Regions from separate parts of the Homo sapiens genome. Here all the other regions are linked to region 2. The links are chromatin loops, found by intact Hi-C in ENCODE. Cell type or tissue: GM12878. All regions are shown on one strand. Region 1 has its middle 130 kb from the start of LINC01218. Region 2 overlaps LINC01218 (long intergenic non-protein coding RNA 1218). Region 3 has its middle 48 kb from the start of LINC01216. Region 4 overlaps PPP3CA (protein phosphatase 3 catalytic subunit alpha).

Region 1 (5,000 bases), 190 kb before region 2:
TCCCACTCCTAGATAGTTACCTTACAGAAATAAATACTTATGTTCACACAAAAACTTGTATACAAATATTTAGCTACATCACTCATAATTACCAGTCTGGAAATAACACAAATGTTCTTCAACAGACAAATGGATAAACACACTGTAGTACATCTATCCAATGGAATAGCAGTTAGCAATAACAATACTTTTTATGGGTTGAATTGTGCCCCCCCCCCATAAAAAGATACGTTGAAGTCCCCACCCCCAGTACCTCACAATGTGACCTCATTTAGAAATAGGGCCATTGAAAATGTAATTAGTTAAGAAGAGGTCATACTGTAATAGGGTGGCTTCCTAATTCAATATGACTGGTGTCCATATAAAAGGAGCCATATGAAAATAGACACATACATAGGAAGAATGCCATGTGGCAAAGAAAACAGATTTTAGTTATGTAACTGCCAGTCAAGGAACACAAATGGTTTCTGGCAAACCACCAGAAGCCAGGAAGAATCAAGAAAAGATGTCAAGAGTGAGCACAGCCCAGTTGGCACCTTAATTTCAGACTTGTGGTCACCAGCCTCCTGAGAAAATGAATTTGTGTTGTTTTAAGCCACCCAACCTTTGATAGTTTGTTACAGCAGCCCTAGGAAACTGATACACTAATGCTACATAAAATAACCTAATGCCTCAAAACACATTATGTTAAGTGGAGGAAGTATGAAGAATTGTGAAGTGTCTGAGGCTTTATCTTGCTTCAGAGTTAACAATTTTGCCCACCACAGTGTCATAGATGCTGACAGAAAACAAGAGACTCCTGGGTCAGAGACAACTTAATTACTCACAGCACAGCAGCCAGCATGTGCTTCATGATTCAGTCAGTTCCTCTAGTCCCCAACCCATGGGCACAATGCAGTGGCAGACTCAGATGAACATGAGTTTTTGTCACAGCTGAGGAACTCTACCTTAGAAAACCCACAGCCGGCCAGGCACGGTGGCTCACGCCTGTAATCCCAGCACTTGGGGAGGCCGAGACGGGCGGATCACGAGGTCAGGAGATCGAGACCATCCTGGCTAACATGGTGAAACCTCGTCTCTACTAAAAATACAAAAAATTAGCCGGGCGTGGTGGCCGGCGCCTGTAGTCCCAGCTACTCGAGAGGCTGAGGCAGGAGAATGGCGTGAACCTGGGAGGCAGAGCTTGCAGTGAGCCAAGATCATACCACTGCACTCCAGCCTGGGGGACAGAGCGAGACTCCGTCTCAAAAAAAAAAAAAAAAAAAAGACAACTCATAGCCTTGGCCAGCCAGGCACGGTGGCTCATTCTTGTAATCCCAGCATTTTGAGAGGCTGAAGCCGGTGAAGCACTTGAGGTCAGGAATTTGAGACTGACCTGGCCAACATGGTGATAGCCTGTCTCTACTAAAAATGCAAAAACAATTAGCCAGGTGTGGTGGCAGGTGCCTGAAATCCCAGCTACTCAGGAGACTGAGGCAGGAAAATCGCTTGAAGCTGGGAGGTGGTGGTTGCAGTGAGTTGAGTTGGCACCATTGCACTCTAGCCTGGGCGACAGAGCGAGATTCCACCTCAGAAAAAAAAAAAAAAGGAAAAAGAGAAAGAAACCTCCCCCCGCACCGCCCCAGCCTTATAAAAGGAGCTCCAGCAATTATGCCCAATGTTTGCCTCAAAAGAAGACAGTACCTCTATCTTAACAAACATCCTTGAAACTATCATAGAAAACGGCCTCAAAAGGACAGCCCAGAACAAAAGCTACCACAAGATGTGTGGAAACATGATGAAGAGTTGACCCAAACAGAAGTCACTCTCGAAAGATTACTTAGTATAAGATTCCATTTTCATGACATTCTGGAAAAGGCAAAGCTATTGTGACAGGTTACATGGGCAAATGATTCTCAGGAGTTCTGGTGGGGGTAAAGGTCAAAGAGAAAGGATGAAGGAATTTTGGAGTGTGATGGAACTATTCTTTTACTTGGTTGTGGTGGTGGTTCTATCAATCTATACATGTGTTAAAACTCAGAAATGTACATCGAAACTACCGCTAGTTTTAATGTATATAAATTTAAATGTTAAGAAATTAATAAAAACTAAATACTAATAGATAAAAAATATTTGTTTTAAAAAGAAGACATTGAATCTGAAAGGGTTACACTTACGGTTCTAATCATTCTTTCTTTTTCTAGTTCACTAATAGTTTCTAAAATGCTGCTTTCATTTAAGGGATCAATGGTCACAGACAGCCTGGTATGAATCATTTACACCAGCCTAGGAAAGTTCATGTGTACATGTCCACAGGAAACACACACAATACGTCTTTGAGAATTAGAAGACAAACATTAGTATTTTAATGTCTGATGCTGACATTTGCTCAATTTAAGAGGAATGAGTCTTCAGGGAAAATGGTTCTCCAATTGTACCAAATTCCAATTAATTTCAAGCAACCAGTTATACGATCTATTTCTTTAAAAAATAAAGTTTTAACCTGACCTCCTTGGCTGAATCAGAAGACCAGACTTTTCCTGCCAATATGTAGGCATTTTTCATTTTAAAAATGAAATGGAATGCTACATTATACCTGACCTCTTTTTCCATCACAAACCAGGTCATCTGCGCTGAAACCCTTTTTTCCCCCCTTCAATTTTAATTTATTTTCCAGTGTTCTTTTCTTGTAAAGAACATTTTAACTTTAAACTCTTCTCAGAGTATGTCCTAAGGCATAGCTGATACTTTGGGGAACCAGCATAGAAGGTGGCTAATTAATCTCATAACAAATGTTTTTGACCTCCTATTACCAAAGCTTTTTGCATGGAGTAGATATTATGTGTAAAATGAGCCACTTAGGTCATAAATATAGTAGCTAAAAAAAGGATAGAATGTTGCTGTGTTTAATTTAGCACATAGGTCCAGCTTCTCATCTATGACTTGTTTTACAACTACAACAATTAAAGCAATTTCCTCAGGTTTTTCAGCTCTTAAAAAAAGGTAGTAGAGAAAAATTAATTATACTACTGCACATAGAAAGTCACCTGAAAACACGAAGTTAATTGTTCTTGCTTCCAGATGTTTCTCCTCAAATCTTCTGACACTTTTATTTTCCTTTGGGTTCTGGAGGCCAGTTTCCTTGAGTCATTCCAATCCATCCTCCCCACAGCTGTGCCACATGCAGCCCTGACAGGAAAGAGACATCCGAGAGTCACACTTTCTTTCTTTTTCTTTTTTTTTTTTTTTGAGACAGAATCTCGCTCTGTCACCCAGGCTGGAGTGCAGTGATGCGATCTGGGCTCACTGCAAGCTCTGCCTCCCGGGTTCACACCATTCTCCCACCTCAGCCTCCCAAGTAGCTGGGACTACAGGCGCCCGCCACCATGCCCGGCTCATTTTTTGTATTTTTTTAGTAGAGACGGGGTTTCACAGTGTTAGCCAGGATGGTCTCAATCTCCTGACCTTGTGCCGCCCGCCTCAGTCTCCCAAAGTGCTGGGATTGCACCTGGCAGAGGCACACTTTCTATCTATCACCTGCTTGCAACCTTAAGCTGTCTGGCATAATTTTATTTTCTTTTGTCATTCTAATTTTATTTATAATATCTGTATATTAATTCCTGCATTTTTATTATTCAACACAGCCAAACAATTTTGGCCAAAGCTATTGTGAGTACAATTACAAACAAAATATTTAAGAAGCAGAATTGCTCATATGACCAACTGTGACTAGGCTCCATTTTAATGATGAAAAAGTTTGGTCGCTCAGTTGTCTGAAGACACTCAGAGAAATAATGAAAATGGGATGCCAGGTCTAAGACTTTGCTTTCTAGCTCACTGCTTATTGAGGGAAAGACTGGAGCAAACCATTTTGGCAGTGAAGTGGAATACGTCTTTAGAAATGAAAATTGAAAAAGTGCAAATTCCTAGCAAAAATCTCCAGTCAGAAGCCACAGCTTCTTCTCTTAGGTAAGTATTGTTTAATCCGAACCCTGGAAGAACAAATTACTGCTGTTACCAAACAGAGTTTGAAGCAATCTCCTGGTCTGCCTCTTTAACATTTATCAGGACTTGGCAGCTCTATCCTATTCAAGTACAGCCTTTTGGCCATCACTGTCAGTCTGCTCCACCATCTTCTCTCCACCTTACCTGCATCCTAAATAACAGACTTTCTTTTTGCCTTCTTACAGTTTTTCAATGTTATTCCCTGAAATTACCTTTCTCCAGTTTGCCCAGTGTATTTTAAAAGGGATTTTATGACTCCCATCTTTCCCAGTGAACCATTGCTGCTTCTATTCCAATAGAGATAAACATTACTTTTTTTATTTAGCTACTAAGAGTTTTCAAGTTACACTCCAATCAAATTTTATTTTAGTTGATCTCATGTCATATGAAATCAAGATGGTTGCCAGAGTTGAGTATGCACATTAACATGCAAGCTATTTAAAGAACACCCAGGTTCTTCCTCCAACTAGGTGCTTAATACATATCTGTTGAATGAATGAATGAATCACAACTAGCCTCTACTATCATATGGGAAATATATGATATACTAAACATAATTTACAATTCATTCCTTAGGAACTTGAATTTGGATCTAGCCAGAAGTGAGTGAGGGGGACTACAGTGTAATATATGGAATTTTCTAGCAGATGGGAATCCTCTGTGAAAGAAGGCAATGGTGGGTGTCCAATGGCCTGCTTATCAAACATTAGAAGAAAGAATGAAATGAGACAGAGAAATGCTATACAAAATTAACAGCAGTCTGGGAATTATGGAATGAAATACAGAATCCAGTCAAAAAGAAAGCATAAAAATGGATAACAAGTTCAAAATATAGAGCGTTTACCTGAAGATCAGAATGGCAACTGGTAGCTTATGAGCAGCTGAAAAGCCCAGAACACCAGGGACTTCTACTGTGAAGTGAATGTACAACTAAGAAAACAATTATCAGCTTGTAGAAGTCACCAAAAGGCATCAGCAGCGGGGTAGGAGACACTAGATGGGCTGTTGGACTCTGA
Region 2 (5,000 bases):
GGTGACTCCCCCTTACTTGTAGCTCCTCCATCTTTACCATATAATTCTCAGGTTTCTATGGAAAAGGAAAGAACGTGGGATTGAATATGCTGAGTGTTAATGGGCCAGCCCTCATGGTAGCAAAATCTTTTTTCCTCACACATTCTACTTTATTTAGTTACGTGGCCACACCAACATGCAAAGGTGGCTTCCCATCTAGTCTCTAGTTGTGTGCCCAGGAAAAGAAGAAATAAGTTTGGTGATTTGGTGAAAAAGCAAGATACACATAGAAACAGTCTCCCAAGAATTGTGAAGAATATGCATGATAATGTATGAGAATGTGACACACAGTTAATGCTTAATAAACATAGTATTATGATGATGGTGCCAACCAAAAATTTTATATAATAATTTTCAAAACTAAAAGTCTAGATTAGTATTCATAGTATTTCAGTTGCCGCAGGTGAAAATCAATGTTTCATGAGTAGTAATTCAGAAATGATAACAGAAGCTCAACTTTATCAGGCATGCCATATGACAGATACTGTAGTAACATTTACATGAAAACTCTCTCAAGGCTGGGCACGGTAGCTCATACCTGTAATCCCAGCACTTTGGGCAGGAGGATCTCTTGAACTCAGGAGTTCAAGACCAGTGCCTGGGCAACATAGAGACCCTGTTTCTACTTAAAAAAAAATTAGCTAGGTGTGGTGGCACATACCTGTAGTTCCAGCTACTCAGGAGGCTGAGGCAGGAGAATCACTTGATCCCAGGAATTGGAGGCTGCAGTGAGCTATGATTGTGCCATTGCATTCCAGCCTCCATTACAGAGTGGGATCCTGCCTCAAAAACAAACAAACAAACAAACAAACAAACAATCTCTCTCAGGTATAAGTGACAGTTAGGCAGTAAGTGACAGAGTTGTGACAGACAGTAAGTGATGAGTATCAGCACACTCACTGCTATTCTCTAGACTGGTCAGCCTCCCCATAAGCTCAAAGTGTAAGGAATTGTGCTCACTTCCTAGCTGAGTGATCTCAGAGCCAGAGGTGTTTTAAGTTAGTCAGAATTATCCAGGTATGTTTCTAACATCTATGTGAATGCAAGGTAGAAAGGCATAGGCCTTTGTTTATAGAAATCTACAAACTGCAATGACATGAGCAGAAATATGCTGTTGAGAACATGCTTCAAACATATGTATCAGATGTAAGTGTGGTTGAATACTTCTTTGATAAATTAATCATGTTCCCCATTTACTTCTTTATTTTTTCCTAATTCAGGTAGGAAATTAGTTCTATTTAAATGCTTCAGCTCAAGGCTGAGGCAAGGTAGAAATCAGAGGTAGATTTCTAATCTCTCAGGTTCTTTCATTCCAAAAGCATTTAAGCCCTTAGTGGACCTAAGCAAAAATGGAGGAAATGTTTAGGACAAACGTTAGAAAGAGGCTAGGGCCCACACAGAGTAGAAACTAAAAATTCCTATGAGCTGGAAAGAGGAGACAGGGGGTAGGTAATGGGAATAGAAGGATTGCTGTCTCCAAAGGAGTGGAAACCTCAGTTCTGTTTACTAGGCAGGTTCCCAGAACAGCAGCTAGATTGACAGTTTGTCAGGAGGCCTATACAGATGAGACCATAGACAGCCTCACAAAGATTTCTTGTATCTCAAGCTTGTATAGGAGCAACACACTGGAGTGCTTCTCAAATCTAATGTGCATATCAATCAACTGGGAATCTAATTAAAATGCAAACACTGATTCAGGAGGCCTGGATTGGAGCCCAAGATTTTGCATTTCTTTCAAGCTCCCAGGTGTAACAAAGCTGCGCACTTAGAATAGCAATGGTCTAGAGTGTCACCCGACTTAAATAGGCAACATGGACAGGAAAAAGCACCTAGGAGTTGTGTATGAGCTGAGTCATCCTCTGCAGACTGTTCAAATATCATTTGAGTCAACACCATCCAATACTTCATTCAAGAGCCTGGTGCAAGTCAGTTTCCCCTTGGTTCACTCTTTCCTGTGTCAACAGCCACTACCATCACCAGTGACATGCAACAGAGTTCAAGGTCATTAGAATCCTGAGCTTTTGCTCCACCCTCATCTGACTTATTCCATACGAACACCATCAGGACATGCTTCTGTGACACTCTTATGCCCAAACAAAGGAGCATAAAGCATTGAAACTCCAGTGAGTGGCAGTGATGGTGGAAGTCCCCCACACTCATACTAGTAAAGCAATCCCCAAACCATAGTGAGCCACAAGAATAAAGCACTGGCTCAACGGACCAGGGTTTGCATTGTGGCTTATACCTACCAACTTGCCAGGTAGGTAATCTTGAGAAATATGTTCAATATTACTAAACTTCATTTACTTCATTAGTAAAATGGGGTTTTTGTAAGAAGTAAATGAGGGAACATTTCAGGTTCTTTCTACATGGTATGAGTGACAGCTGAGTCAAATGAGTCAGTGAGGGAATGAGTTAGATGATACCCAAGGTCTTCTTAAAATAGTTTAGAGAAGGCTTTTTTGACAACTCCAGTGATTAATCTCAGAGGTATGTTCAGTCAGTTTAGTTTGCAAGATGTAGAATTCCTTTCAAAAAGGCATAAAGGCATTAAAGGGGGGGCCACTTGCAAGCCTTATTTCTCTATCAATGAAACTTTTGTCTCTCATCCTACCTTTGCCTTGAGGCTACTTATCTGTAAAACAAGTTCCCTTTTTACTTCAGCTATGTAGTTCAAAGTCAAGACTATTTCCCTTAGTAACCTTGATCTAAAGGAAAGTAATTACTTGATATCAAGGCTGTCTTATGATTCAGATTTAAACAAATCAGATCTAGACAAAATTGCCAATAAATAGTGTTTCTTGAATCTCTGGAACACATTCTCTTGAACCTGCTCCTTCTCTGTTTCTGTGCATGCAGCACTTTGCTCAACAGATTCTGTCACATTTGGTCTAGGGAAGATGTATTTTGTCATAGATGCACAATCACTGACATACTCAAAGGGGTATTAAAAAAATTTGCAATTTTCTCATTACATGAATAAGTTTAAAAAGTGGCTACAGGGAGAGGATCAGCAACAAACATGGCATCAGTGGAGAATCCTATGAGCTAGTTTTTTCTTTTTCTTTTTCTTTTTCTTTTTTTTTTTTGAGACAGAGTCTAGCTCTGTCACCCAGGCTGGGGTGCAGTGGCTCAGTCTCAGCTCACTGCAACCTGTACCTCCTCGGGTTCAAGCAATTCTCCTACCTCAGCTTCCCAAGTAGCTGAGATTACAGGTGTGTGCCACCACGTCCGGCTAATTTTTTTGTATTTTTAGTGAAGACAGGGTTTTGCCATGTTGGTCAGGCTGGTCTCGAATTCCTGACCTCAAGTGACCCGCCCACCTTGGCCCTTCAAAGTGCTGAGATTACAGGCGTGAGCCACCGCATCCAGCCAACTGAGCTAGTATTTCTAATGAAGTACATTTCTAATGAGACATTAGAGACATGAGACATTTCTAATAAGACATTAGAAATGTCTCATTTTCTCCTTTTCTAAGGGAGCATAGGACATTTGCAACAACAACATTAGTGACTATGCAAATTAAACTTTCTTATACCATACTAAGGAAGGGAATACTTTAAACGTTTTCATTTATAACAACAGCAATAGCTACACCAGCAATGGCCATTTACTAATTGTTAGTTATGGTCCAGGCACTATGCTAAGTCCTTTAAATGTAACATCTGGTTCAATGCTCACAAAATTCTTGCAGAGGTAGCACTAAAAGCATATTACATTTTCTCCATGAAACATTCACTAATTTCCTCAAGTTACCATACAATTTTAACTTAATAATATTGTTAGTAGCTAACATTTATTTAGTGCTTACTATGTGAGAATCTTTGTGTTAATGTGTCATATTTTTCCTACAAACCAAAAGCTCCATGAGGTTAGATATTTTTCTCTCCTATTTTTTACTGTTGTATTATTAACAATGATAACAGTTCCAGTCATGGAGCAGATACTTGATAAATATTTACTGAATGAATGAATGAATGAATGAATCTCACGATACCTTTTTATTTTACAAGTGACAAAAATTTAAAAATAGAGTTAAATAATTAGACCAAGGCCACATAGCTAGTAAGAAGTGAAAATATGAACCCAGTCTGACTTCAATTATTCATATTTAGCCACCATTTCATACTTCTGATGGTATAATTGGTGTAATTAAGTGTATAACTATGATAGATAAAACTCTATATGTCCAGGAGTGCTGAGATGATGCTTGAATGGCTTATGTGATCAAAGTCTTTGTAGTTTGCCTGCAGTTTTTTTGTTGAGATCTTGAGTTTTGAGTGATGTGCTGAAGGAGCAAGGGGCATAGTTTTATGAAAAAGGAATAGGAAAGACATTCCTGAGAGAAGAGAGTAAGTACAAATGGGCCCAAATTCAGAAACTGGACTTGTGTCTGGGTATTAAGGAAGCTTGTATAACACAAGAGACAGATCCAAATGTGAGTAGAGAAGAAGAAGCATAACTGAAAATGGATGTGCCAAAAAGAACTTTCTTCATGATTAAGAATTTAGAAGGAGCATAAGGAATGACTGAAGTCAGCTGTAGGCTTTTAGTCCAGGAAACAGTATTATCACACTACATTTAAGAAAATGGTTTCTGTGGTTATGTGCAGCATAAAGTTTTGAAGGTAGAGATGCAGTTAGAAAGTTTTAGTGGTAGACTAAAATCCAAGGTGATTAAAATCTTTGCTGTAATTGTGTCTTGAAAATGGAAATGATGACATCTAGAGAAATGTTTCAGAAAAAAACAAACAAAAAAAACCCTGCAGGCCCTTTCCTTGGCTTGGATATTGGGTGCGACATAGAACTTTCTTAGCATTAATGTAATATCAGTACTTTGCTTTCTAAGACACGATAGAGAGGGTATATTCTTCACCAAGGGTTACATGAATAGGAGGAGATCAGTTTGACCAGTTATGGGTCACAAAGCTGGCATGTGCAATGGCCAGAATGCGGTTCATT
Region 3 (5,000 bases), 100 kb after region 2:
GTGAATGTGTCTTGTGCATTTTAAAATAATTGTTTTATACATTTGTTGCATATAATGTTTTATAAATGTGAATTAGGTCAAAGTGGTTAATAGCATTGTTCCTGTCTTCTTCAGACATTCTTGCTGATTTTTCATCTAGATGTTCTATTAATTATAATCAATCACTATTATACCAATTAGTGAAAGAGGGATGTTAAAATTTCCAGCTATAATGAAGATTTGTTTACTTTTCTTTCTAGATATCTCAGTTTTTAATTCAAGTTTTGAAATTCTATATTCAGGCTCATACACATCTATACCCTTCTGATTATTTTATCATTATAAAATGATCCACTTTATCTCTGGCAATACTCCTTATCTGATGTCTATTTTGTCTGTTATACTGATTCTATTTTTGTTATTTTTACTATTCAAATAATATATAAATATATATTTTCCCATCTGTTCATTCCTTTGACTCCTACCTTTACCTTTATATTTAGCTTACATCTCTTTTTTACAACATATAATTAGGTCTTGCTTCTTATCCAGTCTTACAAACATTGCTTTTCAATATGAATATTTAGTTCATTTTACTTCCTTCTCTTAGTTAATAATTTTCTAAATATTTCATTTTGATTACTCTATTGTGCTTTAAGTTACACCTCTTAGCATTTTTCAGTGTTTGCTGTAGGGATTACAATATAAATCCTAACCTATCACATTCTACTAAGTGTTAGTATTGTACCACATAAAGTATAAGAATTGTGCCACTGTATAGTTCCATTTGCTGAACCCATTTTTTGTACTAGTGCCATATATTGTGTGCATATATGATATCTATATGTTATAAACTCCATAGTAGGGTATTACAACATTTTTCTTAAAGAGGCATATATCTTTTAAATAAATTATTTAAAAAGTGTATTTCCTTACATATTTACCATATCTGTTGCTCTTCTTTACCTCCTGTAGATTCACATATCTATCTGGTGTCATTTCTCTGCATCCTGATGTAATTTACTTAGCAGTAAATTCTCAGTTTTGCTATCTAATAAATACCTATATTTTGGCATCATTTCCAGAGGATATTTTTGCTGACTATAAAATTCTAGGTTGACAGTTATTTTTCCTTTTCTTTCAGCACTGTAAAGATGTTTTTAGTGTCTTATGGCTTTTATTCTTTCTGATAAGTCAGTCATTGGTGTTACCACCTTCTTCCTTTATGGAATAAGTCATTTTTCTGGCTGCTTTCAACATTTTGTTACTTTAACATAATTCTTCAGTTTTCAGGATTTTGTCTGTGATATGGCTCCTTGTTTTCTTTGTTTTTAACTTGCTTGGGGTTTACTGAAGTTTTTGGATCTATAAATTGTTGTTTATCATCAGATTGGGGATATTTTTAATGAACAGTATTCAGATATTTTTCTGTCCTATTATCTCTCTGTTTTTCCTTGTAAAATTTGAATTACATATATGTTTGTGAGCTTGTTTTATCAGATTGGACAATTCTTTCGATATGTCTTCAAATTTACTGACATTTTCATTTGAGATATTATAATTTTAACTCCTAGGATTTTTATTTGATTGTTTTTAAATAGTGCTCATTTATCTGCTGTGATTTCCCATCTGTTTATTCATTTTTATAATATTTTCTTTGTCCATCCTTGAATATATTTATAATAACTGCTTTAAAGTCCTCATCTATATATTCCAACCTGTTAGAGTCAGTTTTACTGACTACCGTTTCCTTTTTCTCTTTCTTTTTTTTTTTTGAGACGGAGTCTCGCTCTGTTGCCCAGGCTGGAGTGCAGTGGCACCATCTCTGCTCACTGCAAGCTCTGCCTCCAGGGTTCACCCCATTCTCCTGCCTCAGCCTACCGAGTAGCTGGGACTATGGGCGCCCACCACCATGCCTGGCTAATTTTTTGTATTTTTAGTAGAGATGGGGTTTCACCGTGTTAGCCAGGATGGTGTCGATCTCCTGATCTCGTGATCCACCCGCCTTGGCCTCCCAAAGTGCTGGGATTACAGGCGTGAGCCACCACGCCTGACCCTGACTGCTGTCTTCTTGAAATAATGGGCCACACTTTCTGCTTTTCACATATTTAGTGATTTTTTTATTATATGCTGAATATTATAAATAATATATTATAGATACTTTGTATTCTGAAATCTGCTGCTAAAGAATGATTATTTTGATTTTAACAAGAAATTATCTTTGACTGCAATCAAACTCTGAATTCTGTAATGCCTGCTGTAAGTATCGGTTGAAATCTTGGCTCATTTATCTTACCCTTCTAGCTATAGCCTTAATTTCTCTTTGATGTCTCCTTCATGCATATGGAGTTCAAGGTTCAGCTTAGGACCTCGGCAGATAATATACAGCATTAAAAGCTTTTCTTCATTTGTCCTTTGATTTTCTAGCCATTCTGGCAGTTCCAAATTCTGTCCTCTGACTCATCAAGCCAGTAACAATATGGTCTTTCCTTGAACTTCAGCCTTGCCACACAGTAAGGACTGAGGTGTGCCCACAAGAGAAAAACTCTGCAAATGCAAGCTCACCCAGTCGTCTCCTTGTTTTAAGAGTTGACTCTCCTTCAGTACTTGATCACTTTCAATTACTCTTTAATGCCTTCAAATATTGAAAGTGTAACTACTAATAACTTTAAGTTTCACCTCTCAGTGACTGAAATCACTCAGACTTGTTTGCTAAAAGGGCAACAGTTCCTTTTTGGAACAAACCACATATGTCATATTTTCATAACAAGATGATATGCTAGAGAGAAAAGTCATTCTCTATGTTTGTCCCTTATGGCAGATAAAATTTTCATGGCTATACTTACGTGGGGCTAATAGATAATCCAAGGTAACATTCAGAGTCGCTGCCATGTGCTTGACACTGTACTAGGTTCTTAATGCAGGTTATTTCATTTAATTCCTGCAATTATCCAATAGGTGTAAGTATTATTATTGTCTTTATTGTATAGATGAGGAAACTGAGACTAAGATAAGTTTAATGAAGAGCTGTTACACAACTGCTAATTGGCAGAGTTAGAATTTAAAACCAAGGAATTTGCTTTCAAAGTAACCCACAATCCCGTTAGTTTAGCCCTGTCACTGCTGAAGGGATGTCTAGAAATGTCCAGAAATTCGCTTTTGGGCAAAGCTGGCAGTATAAAGTCCTTTCCTAAACAGAGTAGTTAGGTAATTTCTAAATTTTCTGTGCCTTCTCTGTGGCAAACACTTAATTCTGCTTGTACATTTAATTTTGATAACATCCCTGTGAGGCTAATGTTATTATTATTTCATTTCACAGACAAGAACACACTGTTCCTGAGAGGTTATATAACAACCCCACGGTCTGACTTTGATGGGAGTAGGACTAAGAACACAAATATCCCAGGCCTTATTAATTTCGTACTACCTCCTACTCCACAATACTGCCTCCTTTGTCCCAGGCTCCTCTCCAGATTTCACTTAACTTCATTGTTACACTCCAGTTTAATTCATAGTCATAGAAATGATGGCAAAGGCAGTAAAATGAGCTCCCCTTTCCCCTTGCAAAAAAAAGAAAATCAAAATCTTGTTAGTTATCTCTACTATTTTTAAATGGTGCCTGATACATTCTTTAACATGCTCCCTTTTCTTCTTTTTAAATTAAGTACACATTTAGGCTTAAAAGATAATACTTGAGATATTTTCAAATGCAGATGCCTTTTTCTGCATCACAACATTGGTTTACTTTATCTGAAAACATGAGCAAAGTCTCAGTGGCTTCCAAGGACATGAATTATTTAATATTTTACATTAGTTCATCTCATTTACTGGAGTGTCCCTGGGACATATTCATTTACACAGGAAGGATGTCAGGGGAAACATTTTAAAAACTGTAATAATAATAATAGCTAAATAGAAATCTGAAATTATTGTAAACCACCCTCTATTCTCAGATTACATTAAAGTGCATAGCCTATTTACAAAATTTTCATGAGGCTTTTAACTTGGCAGAGCTCATTCAAAATGTCCAAATTACTTATTTGCATCCTGCTCTGAATAAACTGACTAGATTCAATTACCTGATACCTCACTCTGAATCACTGTAATCCAGGTCTCTAGTTAATATACTCCTTCTGTTGTTGATTATCTCATTTTTCAAAAGCAAAATTATAAAATCAAGTCTTGATATGCATAAATTGAGTTTCCTCATATGTGCAATAATGTAGAGTCAGGGAAATTAACTTGAAGTAGATGGGAGTTAATTAGGAACTTCCCACCTGCCTCTTATTTATCTTTCATAGTTGTTACTAGTTTGTGCTCTGACCGTCCAGTGCATAGCCGTTTTCAGTTAAACCAGGAGAGTTGATTTCCTGTGTGTGTCCTTCTCATCACCACCCCAGGAACAGAGAATTGAAACTCTAGTCTGTTCAGTCTGTCATGGCAGATGATTTCCAAACCATCTGCTATCTCAGAAAACAATTCATTCTGACAAACCTCCCAGACAAGTCACCACTCTGATATTATACTTGAAGTCAACACAAAGATTAATAACCTGCCACAGCTAGCTGTCAAGCTTTTTGACTGAACAAAAATAGAGACTCCAGATTGTACTATTTGGCAAGATGTTCCAAATGTTAAGGTGAACTCCTGTGTTAATTCTTCATTAAGATGGGAAATGCCTGGAGAAATTATTAATAATACCAGTATTATCTTATCTAAAGGGGGCTATTAAATGGGAATTATCCTTTATCTATTATCCCAGAAAATCTTGTCAGGCCTTAATTAAGTCATCCATTAGCCTCTGCAAATGGACTGACTATATATTTACCTGAGAGACATAACAGTTTCTAGTCAGGCTCTGTAGAAAATTGAGTTTTTAAATTTTTTTCTTTTTTTTTTCCCCGAAGTGTGTTTTTTTCTCTTTGATGGAATGGAACAGAGAATACTCTCGTATGTTTTCCTTTGCTGGGGTACTACATTATTTCCAGTCACTAGATGATTTTAATTCAATTTTAAGTTTT
Region 4 (5,000 bases), 320 kb before region 2:
TGGATTCATTTTAAATCGGCTGAATATGAGCATTTTATGTGACACCTAAATGAAACCACCCAGTTGTAACAGCTGTTTGTAATTTCTCTGGAGTTCATTTGGGAGATCTGGTTTAGAGACACCACTCTGGAGCTATCATTGTGTAGACAGTGGTAAAATCATGCAAGTGGATGAGATTACAAAGCCAGGGATAATGCCTGCAATTAATGAAAAATCAAAGGAAGTGGGGCCACAGAGATTGAGAAAGAACAATAGTCTAGTGGAACCTGAGGAGAGGTGGACTCAAGAATACCTGCTGGGTTTGACAGTTAGGAAGTAACTGGTGCAATATGTCCATAGAAATGGAATAGAATGGCCTGGGACAAGGCCATTATGATTATAGTGAATCAAGAGTGATTAGGGAGAGTGAGGAAAAGGAAGATACTCAGGGTGGACTAGTCTTTCAGGTAGCTTGACTGAGGAGCTATATGACAGTAGCAACAGAGAATGAGAGAGACAAGGGAAAACTTTATGACCATGGAAGACATTCAAGTGTTTATAGGCAAAGGGAAAGAAACCATTTGAAAAGAAGTTAGAAATAGAAGAAAGGGAGTAAATAATTGATGATGGAGTGTGATCCTTGAGAAAATAGTCATGAGAATACTAGCAGACTGATTAGCTTTAGGTAGGAATAAAGACCTTCTGAGACCATAAGGAAAGAAAAAGTATGAAGATAGAAAGGGTGACGTGACATAGGAAGTAGAGAACCAGAAAACAGAGAATGTGGATCCCAGCCCACTTTCTCTCTTACTTGTGTGGTAGAAATTAAACTATGTGCTGAAAGTGAAGGCTAAGGAGAAACCTGGAGATGGTATAGAAACCTCCTGAAAGGGTGGCTGGGAAAGAGAACTGACCAGAGACATGGCAAAAAGTAGAGTGAGATCAGCACAGGGATTAAGGTATATAGCCAAAGAGGCCTTGCACAGTCCAGTTCCAGAAAATGCCACTCCTCACTTGAGTATTGTTGCCTCCCTGATCATTAAATATTAGCAAAAATACTGTAAAATGATGGAATCCCCAGCTGCCTTGCTGTGGAAAAATGGATTCTACAAGATGTTTACCAAGTTTGTTTCCAGTGTCTATTTTCTTACCTGAATTAATTATGACAGTTGTTTTTAAAGGTTTACTTTGTTTTAAGAAAAGAAGGGAAGCCAGGCTCAGTGGCTCACACCTCTAGGTCCCAGCTACTCAGGAGGCTGAGGTGGGAGGATCGCTTGAGCCTGAAAGTTTGAATCCAGCCTGGACAACATAGTAAAACCCTGTGTCTACAAAAAAGCTGGGGCGGGTGGGTGGAGTAGGTTGTGAGGGTTAAAGGAGGTTATGCATGTAGGGTGCATTGTATAGTGTTGGTCCCATAATTGACACTCAGTGATTGATAGATATTATCATTATTGTTGTTGCTATTCATTCTGAAAGTCTATAATGTAGCTTTGGGCTGTATTTAGCTTTCCTCTTTCTCACTGTCTCCACTACTCTGCCGATATCACGATTTTCTTATCTTTTCTGATTCACTAAGCAGCTCTTCCTTGTATGTCAAAGTCAGGTATAGACAAATAGTTATCCTATTTCCTCAAGCTCCTGGGGATGAGATTTACAGGAAGTCCAATTTAGTATTTATAAAATGCTTACTTCTGTACAGATAATTAAAATGCTATTCAGGAAGGCAAAGTCTACCGTTTCTAGTATACTTTGCTTCCATGCTAATTTTTGGTTGGTGTCTTTAATTGTATTATGTATTATTTTTATCCAAACAGATAATTTGTGGTAGACCACAATAACTTCTTCTTTTTTTTTTTTTTTTACCTTGTTTCCTCCTCTAAATGGTGTGAAATGCTTGACGATTGGAGTGCCTTTTCCTATCATCCTCCATTGACATGCTAATGTTAAGTTTTATTGTACCGCAACTAAGTGGAATCTGAGATTATATTTACCACTTTGTGTTATAAGTGTAAGTTCAGCCTTTGTATCACCCATCCTATACATTCATTCGTTCACTCAATTAAGAAACTTTTTGAGGCAGTCACTGATTAATAAGTCAGGATGCAGGAGTGAACAGTCTCCGTTCTTGGGAAGCTGTGTTCTAGTAGGGAGAGACAAAGAAACTGGTAAATTTAAAGAATACAAAATAAGTGAGGTTGTAACAAGTGCTGTGAAAGAATATTAAAGAAGAGATAGAAAGTGTCAGGTAGGAAATACAAGAGATGGGGATCAGGGAAGACCTTTCTGAGGAAATAACTCTTCAGTAGGGTACTCAATAAATAAAGAGGAGAGCAGAGGACATGTTTAAGGGGAATAATTCTGTAGGTAAAGGAAGTGCAAAGGACGTGAGGTAAGAATTGGCCTGGTATTTTTAGGAGAGCATGACCACTGTGGCCGAAGCAAAATTAATGACTAGGAGAGAGGGAAGCTGTGGTTAGAGAAGGAGTGGGGGCCATAACACAATTCAAATATGACACTGCAGGGGTTTTTTGTTTGTTTTTTTGAGATAGTGTCTCTCTCTTTTGCCCAAGTTGGCATGCAGTGGCGTGATCTGGACTCACTGCAACCTCCACCTCCTGGGTTCAAGCAATTCTCCTGCCTCAGCGTGTCAAGTAGCTGTGATTACAGGCATGAGCCACCACGCCCAGCTAATTTTTGTATTTTTAGTAGAGGCGGGGTTTCACCATTTTGGTCAGGCTGATCTCGAACTCCTGACCTCAAGTGATCCACCCACCTCGGCCTCCCAAGGTACTGGGAGCCACCATGTGTGGCCCACTGCAGGGTTTTGAGCAGAGAAATAAAACATTGGTTTTATGGTATCTTTAGATTTTAAGTATTATTTCTGTCTCCATTATGTTTTAGCCTCTTTTTTGACTCATGAGCAAGTAATCAAAATGATTCAGTATTCTATGAAATGTACTACTAGTGAAAAGTATCTCATAGATAATTTAAGCTCAAATCCCCACTAATTTACTTTATGTGGGTAGAATACTAAAAACAGATAATATTGTTTCTGTTAAATTCAATCATGTGACTCAAAGAAATGAGTGTCTGTGGATGGAGAGACAGAATCATAATTCTGTTACTGTGTACACATATTGGGAATGCTTTTGACACCTGCAGTCATTCTGCATGATAATTCTAATATCATTTCTCTTTGTCCATAACACAATGTTTATAACTTGGTCACAGATACATTTGACTTTTGCCAAAAATGACTTCAAAAAAAGGACTTTGAGTTTCTTCTTCTTAAGTAAAAATATAAACATATTAGGGCCCAATTTTTCATCTTATTCTGAATCACATAGGTAATGCATCTTACCCAGAGAAGATAATACTGATAAAGGAAAGAAGAGGGGAAAAGAAAGTGTCCTCAAGGCCTAATATTGCATGACTAATCTTCTAAGTGCTGCTGAGGAGAGCTGATCAAATCTCCCAGCACTTCCCTGTCATTACAGGGCCCAGTGTTTGCATAGGGCATGCACTGGGCTGCTGAGATCTGTGTCTTGAAAGGCCAGTATCTTGAAAATGATAATATTATTAAGTCATTAGTGCTGAATTCTGCACTCAGAACTCAGCATGGATATACACTAAAATCTAGTTTAATTTGAAGAGTAAATTGCAAAGAGAAATATAGGATGAGTTCCACTTTAAAACTGACAAATGAGTGTTTTCACAAGTAATCTCCTTTAGGAAACTGAGAGTGATGTTTGGACAATTATGAATTACCTTTTAAAAATTGCTATGTAAATTATTCATTAATAGTTTAGAGAATTTTTATGCTAATCATTCACTTCTAGTCATAATACTATTCTAGTAAAATATGAAAGTGCTATGCAGAATTAGTTGGGAAAGCAATGTAAAAGAGATAATTTGTTACCAACAGCTAAAATTGTATGGTAATGCCTTTTTGCCACATGGCTTAAAAATACCCGGAAAAAAAAAAGATTTTAAAGACTTCAGGTGAATTTAACTGTATTGTTCTATTTACTCTAGCATATCTTTTCAAGTAGTAATAGTTGTTGCAGTGGATTTACACCCCAAGCCAATAGAAAAAAGAGTTAAGGTTCTCAAAGCCTTTTATCTTTTGTGTTATTTATTGAGTAGTTACAGGACAAAAGCACACAAGCAAACCCAACAAACAGCAACAACGACAAAAAAAAAAAAAAAAAAAAACACAAAAAAAACCCTCAAAAGTCACTTTGGGTAGAAGATCCATTCCACTTTGTAAATTTATCAGGACTCTGTTCATGTTCACTCTTTCCTGGCATATACCCAAAGCACTGTTTCCACATCTGTCATATTCTTTTAGGGGTCGAATAAAGTATTTGTGAGCTCCCACAATGTACAGATGCAAGGCATAATCTGGGTACTTAGAGGACACAGAAAGGCTGTCTTTGTCTTCTGAATGTCTGCATAAATTTGTATGAACATTAGTAGGAGTTAAAAGAATCCTGGGCTTGACCCTATCACTGGTCAGCCAAAATACCTTTAATGGGTTGTCCTTTTTTTTTTTTTTTTTTTTGAGACGGAGTCTCACTCTGTCACCCAGGCTTGGAGTGCAGTGGTGGGATCTCAGCTCCCTGCAAGCTCCGCCTCCTGGGTTCACACCATTCTCCTGCCTCAGCCTCCCTAGTAGCTGGGACTACAGGTGCCTGCCACCACACCTGGCTAATTTTGTTTTTGTATTTTTAGTAGAGACGGGGTTTCACTGTGTTAGCAGGATGGTCTTGATCTCCTGACGTTGTGATCCACCTGCCTCAGCTTCCCAAAGTGCTGGGATTACAGGAGTGAGCCACCATGCCCGGCCTAGTTTCCTTAAACTGTTTACATAAATTAAAATACTTGGATTGTTTACTGTTTTATTTGAGGATTAAGGAAAATAGTATATGTGAATGTTTTCTTAAAAAGTGTTTTTCACATGTTAGGTTTTCATAATATTTTGACATTATTTATATCACTTCAATTTCATATATTTGTCA

What was found. Peaks named below come from ENCODE experiments on the same cell type or tissue, not always from the same donor. Only the 100,000 strongest peaks of a DNase experiment are listed, where the experiment ranks them.
Region 1: a loop joins it to region 2, with 7 times the contacts of the local background. A loop is called at or near these places in 1 of 110 quality-filtered maps.
Region 3: a loop joins it to region 2, with 2.6 times the contacts of the local background. A loop is called at or near these places in 1 of 110 quality-filtered maps.
Region 4: a loop joins it to region 2, with 2.0 times the contacts of the local background. A loop is called at or near these places in 1 of 110 quality-filtered maps.

What each region holds. Positions count from the first base shown.
Region 1 is chr4:101,011,870-101,016,869 of GRCh38, reverse strand. No RefSeq gene overlaps it. Among named protein-coding and RNA genes, the nearest start is that of LINC01218, 130 kb to the right of the region's middle. RefSeq lists an enhancer at 2,305-2,354. In GM12878, no CTCF peak of the experiment used is centred here; DNase peaks (open chromatin) are centred at 819, 2,239 and 3,049; H3K4me3 peaks cover 379 bases; H3K27ac peaks cover 341 bases.
Region 2 is chr4:100,820,746-100,825,745 of GRCh38, reverse strand. All of the region lies in intron 2 of LINC01218 (long intergenic non-protein coding RNA 1218), which reads left to right. Among named protein-coding and RNA genes, the nearest start is that of LINC01217, 32 kb to the right of the region's middle. RefSeq lists enhancers at 997-1,166, 2,537-2,586. In GM12878, no CTCF peak of the experiment used is centred here; DNase peaks (open chromatin) are centred at 1,995 and 2,125; H3K27ac peaks cover 2,125 bases.
Region 3 is chr4:100,720,716-100,725,715 of GRCh38, reverse strand. No RefSeq gene overlaps it. Among named protein-coding and RNA genes, the nearest start is that of LINC01216, 48 kb to the right of the region's middle. In GM12878, no CTCF peak of the experiment used is centred here; a DNase peak (open chromatin) is centred at 2,605.
Region 4 is chr4:101,138,891-101,143,890 of GRCh38, reverse strand. The region is part of intron 2 of PPP3CA (protein phosphatase 3 catalytic subunit alpha); the gene reads left to right. Among named protein-coding and RNA genes, the nearest start is that of MIR8066, 99 kb to the left of the region's middle. RefSeq lists an enhancer at 2,468-2,617. In GM12878, no CTCF peak of the experiment used is centred here; a DNase peak (open chromatin) is centred at 2,420.